2 separate regions of the Homo sapiens genome follow, and region 2 is linked to region 1. Evidence: chromatin loops called from intact Hi-C (ENCODE). Cell type or tissue: endothelial cell of umbilical vein. All regions are shown on one strand. Each heading gives the region's core, and the rest is flanking DNA. Links, peaks and the distances in the headings are about the cores only.

Region 1 (2,908 bases), core at 285-2,784:
GGCTGAGCAGAAGGATGGCTTGAGGCCAAAAGTTTGAGACCGGCGGCGGTGGGCAACATATTGAGATCCTATCTCAAAAAAAAAAAAAAGTGTAGGCATCTGCTTTTTAGGCTTTTGGCTAGCACTTCTGTTGATTAAGAAAAATAATAGGCCAGGCATGGTGACTCACACCTGTAATCCCAGCACTTTGGGAGTTTGAGGCAGTGGATTGATCACCTGAGGTCAGGAGTTGGAGACCAGCTTGGCTAACATGGTGAAACCCCATCTCTACTAAAAATACAAAAATTAGCCAGGCGTGGTGGCGGGCGCCTGTAATCCCATCTACTTGGGAGGCTGAGGCAGAAGAATTGCTTGAACCCGGGATGGGGAGGTTGCAGGAGCCGAGATCATGTCATTGCACTCCGGCCTGGGCAACAGAGTGAAACTGTCTCAAAAATAAAATTAAAAAAAAGAAAAGTAACAATTATATATATAAGCTGAATGAATATAAATTAAATCATATTGTTTCACATACAGATTTTTCCCCTTTAAAGAGAATATGTGTACTGCCCATGTTTGAGGAACCTTGCAGTAGACTTACCCTGGAGATACAGTGGGTGCACAATAAAGCAGTAAAGCAAATATTGTAAGAAAGCAAGTCACATGAATTTTTTTGTTTCCAAGTGCATATAGAAGTTATGTTTACACTATACCATAGTCTGTTAAGTATGCAGTAGCACTATGTCTAGAAAATGTACATACCTTCATTAGAAAATACCTTATTGCTTAAAAATGCTAGCAAAGTGAGCATAGGGTATTGGAAAAAATGATGTCAATAGATTTGCTCAGGGCAGTTGCTACAAACCTTCAATTGGTAAAAAACGCAATACCTGTGAAGCTCAATAAAGTGAAGCCCAATGAAACGAGGTCTGTCTGGATAAGCTTGATGAAGGGACTCTTGAGTTGCCACATGAATGTATCGCAAGTGCTGCAGTAAGAGTGGTGGTAACTCAGGGGAAAGCACTTCCAGCTGATGTCGGGGTGAGGGTGAGAAGAGTGGCCGGTCCCTTCATGAAACAGTTAAGGAGAGTATGAAAACAGAATGGTATGATATAAAGAAGACAATACAGATAAGCATTGATCCTGCTCTTTACAGATAACCACATCAAACCTGTGGTGTAGTTCCTTTATCATTCCCAGGTACAAGTGAAACATTTTTACAAAATTGAAAGTGTACTGTATATTTGTATTGGGCATTGTACATTTGATATATGTGCACTTCCCCCTTACTAAATATTCTTTGAAAACAGCTAAATATTCTTTGAAAACAGTTAAAATAGCTGAATAATAGTCTGTCAGATGGTATACTATAATTTATTCGTAATATATATTTTAATGGTATTTTTGGGACCAAAGGGTATAAACATTTTAAAGGCTATCAATATATACTACCAGAATGTTAATTTTAAAGAAGAAGAAGATAAAGTTAGTGAATAGAAGTTTAATCCTAGAGGTTTAACTTGGAGGTTCTCCCAAAAACAAGCACCAAAGGAAGGACTTTGGAAAGGAATCAGGAGAGAGAAGTAAATGGGGTTAAGAGGGAGAGCGGGGGGAAAAAATACTGTACTTTGAAATGGTGTAGTTCTGTCTGCTCACCAGGGGAGGGAGCCCTGTTCCCAGTTCCTCTGTGAGCGATTCATACGAAGATGCATTGTCTTTGTCTTTAGGGCTGTGTGAAAGACATCTACTCTTCAGTTTGCAGTTAATGTAGGTATGTAAAGGGACTTCTTAAAAAGAATTTGAGTTAGATTTAAAATGTTTTAGTTTAATTTAACCCCTGTATACTGAGCAGCCTGGGTTTTAGAGTCAGACCTGGATTCTGCCCCAGAGGTACTACTTATCAGCTGACTTTTAGCAATTTACGTAACCTTTATGAGCCTCCGTTTTTCTCAAGTATAAATGAGGACAGTTCACTTTCTTCAGAGGGTTTTGTGAGGATCAAATGAGAATACATGAGAAGTTCTCAGCTTATGATATTCAGTAAAGGTTAGTTATCTGCCCTACTCCACCCCACCCCAGCCTCACCACCCTGTATTTATTTTCTAGGGTTTATCTTCCATGAGGATATGGGACAGTTCTGGTTTCAAATATTCTGCCCTTTTGTCAGATGACTATATGACTTCATATGTGATAAATTTTGGTTTAGAAACTGCAGTTGCTATTGATGCATCACCTTCTAAGAAAGATCCAGTGACATTCTCTATGAAAGATGAAATAGACAAAAGAAAGATAAAACAGGAGACATAATATTTGGACGTAGAGGCGATAATTGTACCAGAAAACTTAGGTTAAGAAAGAGTTACTTCAGTCGAGCACACTTAGCTGTGAAATTCATGGAAGTCATGACAGAAAGGGAAACATGAGCCAGTGTGTGCCTCTCCTTGGGTAATAAAGGAGAGACATGCCATTTTATAGCTCTAAAGGTGTGTTTCCTATGGAACTTAAAGAGACAGTGGACCTTACAAGAGCTTGGTTTTGGCAGCCGCCTACACCCTTCTCCAGTCCTTTTCCCATGTATTTGTCCTGGGCCTCTTCTTTAAAAGGTTCCAGCACTCTCAACCATTCTCTGGGTCCTGCCTGCTGCTCTGCTGCTTTTGTGGAGCTGTGTTTATTGCACTTATCTTCTCTTCTCCCTTCTCTCTCAAAGAATTCTTAAATAAGAAAAGATCTGTTGCTAAATCATGCAAGTTGATCTCAGTCTAGCTGCTTCCTTTTCCTCTTTACCTTGCTAACTTCTTAGCCTTCAAATCTTATTTGAAACATCACTTCCTCAGGGAGGCAGCCTTTGACCCTTAGCCTAGCTGAGGGCCCTTTCCTGTTAATTACCTTTGTGATATCCCATATTTCCTCTTCTGTAACTGTTTATATG
Region 2 (2,908 bases), core at 237-2,736, 160 kb after region 1:
GCAACGGGTGGGTGCGATGTTGTCACTTAAGTTGCCACCTCTGCATAAGAGCTCTCTGATCAGAAAGCAGTTTCTTTGTTGACCCCAGCCAGCCTTGGCTCTCGGGTTGGGAAATACAGTCACGGTATCCATGGAGACCTCTTGAGGTGGAGACGGGCGTTAAATCCTTCTCAGGCAGTCTGAGGTGGCCAGAGTCTGAAGCAAGCAGCCTCTATGGAGCGAGGGGAGCAGGTGGGCCCAGCCTGAGCGGGGCCTCTGCACAGCCAGCTTTCCCCCACACCTGTCTCCAGCCAGGGCACCCACAGGCCCTTTCTCTCCCAGGATGAAGCCTGCTGGGAGCGTGAATGACATGGCCCTGGATGCCTTCGACTTGGACCGGATGAAGCAGGTGAGCATGCCCTGTGCCCTTCCCTCAAGAGGCTGAGGGCAGCCAGCAGGCGGGGGACCGTCTCTGACCAGCATGGCCAGGCAGGCCCTGGGGGCCCACATGTAGCTGCCAAAAGGCCAGTCAGGGAGCAGCCACGGCAGAAAGGGGGTGCCCAAGCCTGTCCTTTGTCCCCAGCCCCTGCCATCACCAGAACTAGGATGTCCCTCAACCTTTCTGGGCACCTCCCTCAGGCCTGCCTCTGGGGCTTTCTGCCCCGAGGAAGCCCTTAGTTTCAGTGGCGTCTACCTGAGGGAGGTGGCAGCAGGATTTTCCCAGGCCTCCCATGCCGTCCCCCCTCAGCGTGGGAAGGGGGCCACGAGGAGACAAGGGTGACAGATGCAACTCTGGAGAGGCCCAGGAGACCCCAAGCCCTTTGGACATGGCCCAGCCCAGGCCGGCTTTTCCGTCTCCACTGCCTGTCCCTTCACCTGGACACTCCTCTCCCAACAGGAGATCCTAGAGGAGGTGGTGAGAGAGCTCCACAAGGTGAAGGAGGAGATCATCGACGGTGAGTGCAGCCCCACCGGGGAGGGTGGCACCCAGGTGTGGCCGCAGGACAAGGGTCCCTGTCACCCAGGCTGGGGGCCTCCAGTTTTGAGCTGGAGCCCATACTGCACTGGGCCCTGTGAGAGATTTCATTCTTACCATCTCTAGTTGAGGAAACAGGCTCAGGAAAGCTGAAAGCTAAGTGGCTTGCCTAAGAATTTGTAGCTCCCTGGTAGCATGACACCCGAATCTGACCTTCCACATCCCCGGCACCTTCCTGGAAGACCCACGTGGGAAGAGCATGGAGGGGAGACCCCAGCATCGTTCCAGAGCCAGGTCTGGAGGAGCCACCTGAGCTGCTGTCATTCCACCCCCTGGCGGTTTATACTGCCTTCTTGATACTGCCACCTCCAGTCACTGGTGTTGGGCTTCTGAGGTGACCACTCTGCCTTCCTGGGGGTACAGGAAGACCAAGGTCTACAGAAGCACCTTCCAGGCTTGAGCTCGTTCACAGCCTGCCTGGCCCTGGGCTGGGGAACAGGCAGGGAGCAGCCTCTGGCTCCAGAGCAGGGTGGGTCTCAATGCATCACATCCGTCCTTCCGGTTCCCAGCAGAGCCTTTGAATGCTCTGCCTCAGATCTGCAGCCAGAGGAAAAGGGGGAGTGGGCAGGGCAGACTCAGTCTAGGGACGAGCTATGCAGCACAGCCAGTGCCAGCTCCCCACGTGCCTCCCCAACCAGGGTGATAAAGGCTGACACCTGGGTGTGTAGCTGGGTCTGGCCCCCAGGGCATCACAGTGACCGGGGCAAAAGGGTCCCACAAGCGCACAGGGGTGGAGGCTGATGGCAGAGGGAAGAGGCAGGTGGGAGCCCAAAGACCCAGGCCTCCTCCCCCAGCCGGCCCACCCTTGTTTGAGCAGAGAGCACTCAGTTCCTGTTTGTCCAGTTCCCCCAAAGGCCTGGGCTGGGGAGATAAGGAGTTAACAAATGAGGGGAATGAGGCAGCCTGGGCGATAGGCAGGCACTCAGCCAACTGGTCACACCGCCTTACTGCTGGGTGCCGTCTGGCCCCAGGCATAGCTGGGTCAGAAACCCAGGGCCCACCACAGCCTCTCCACCTGCTGTGGGTGCAGCCCCAGGTGGAACCCACCCTGGCTGAGAGCCCGGGGGTAGGCATGGGCCATACCAGGGGCTCTGAGAAGCAGCTCCCATCCCCCAGCCCCCACAACCTTCTCCTGGCTGTTGGCTCTTGGCCCAGCAAGGTCCATCCAGAGAGAGGCCTGAGTTGACATAGAGGAGGGGGAGTCCGGGAGGGGATGGATACCAGAGGAAGGAGGGAAAGGCCCAAATTTGGGAGGCCGGGGGTTGGAGCACTAGCTTGGGGTGATGAGGAAGCTGGGGGGAGGCAAGAGAGGACCCTGCCTCTCCTGAGGAGTGAGCAGAGCCAGGGCAGTCCCTGGGGTCCAGGGCCAAGATTTCCTGCTGACCCCTGCAGGAGCTGGGAGGGCAGAGCCTCAGCCTCCACTATGTTGGGGGAAGGGCTCCCGGGCCCCCGGCACCTGGACACCCACCTGTCCAGAGCCTACAGAGACCCTGCGTCCCCACACAGCAGCTCCTCACACCAGAGTTCTGGTGCCCAGCACTCCTCAGCAGCAGTGAGGCCACAGGCAGGGCACAGGCCTCTGTCCCTACGCCAGGTCCTCCCCTAAAAGGGCAGTGGCAGCAGGGGCCGCCGCAGAAGGAATGGCAGATGAGACCCAAAGCCTTTGGTCATCACCCCAGAGGTCTATGCCAAAGCCTGGGTGGGGCTCCCAGGAGATGGAACAGGGACACATACCAGGCAGGTCCACGCCAGGGGTGCGGGGCCCTGATGAGGAACCGGGCTGCACTGGTCATGGCTGCACCTGAGCCGCCGCCACCTGTCCCGCAGCCATCAGGCAGGAGCTGAGTGGGATCAGCACCACGTAAGGGGCCGGCCTCGCTGCGCTGATTCGTC

The links. Hi-C counts contacts between places; a loop is a spot of excess contacts. Peaks named below come from ENCODE experiments on the same cell type or tissue, not always from the same donor. Only the 100,000 strongest peaks of a DNase experiment are listed, where the experiment ranks them.
Region 2: a loop joins it to region 1, with 7 times the contacts of the local background. A loop is called at or near these places in 5 of 110 quality-filtered maps.

The regions. Positions count from the first base shown.
Region 1 is chr14:99,980,998-99,983,905 of GRCh38, forward strand. It overlaps a transcript of EVL not described here. Among named protein-coding and RNA genes, the nearest start is that of EVL, 83 kb to the right of the region's middle. In endothelial cell of umbilical vein, for the core only: a CTCF peak has its summit at 1,658 (motif pointing right); a DNase peak (open chromatin) is centred at 1,674.
Region 2 is chr14:100,140,859-100,143,766 of GRCh38, forward strand. EVL (Enah/Vasp-like) reads left to right here. Exons shown (of 14, transcript NM_016337.3): 12 at 322-388; 13 at 878-935; 14 at 2,843-2,908. The coding sequence ends at 2,880. Among named protein-coding and RNA genes, the nearest start is that of DEGS2, 17 kb to the right of the region's middle. In endothelial cell of umbilical vein, for the core only: no CTCF peak of the experiment used is centred there; DNase peaks (open chromatin) are centred at 1,553 and 1,893; H3K4me3 peaks cover 269 bases; H3K27ac peaks cover 2,453 bases.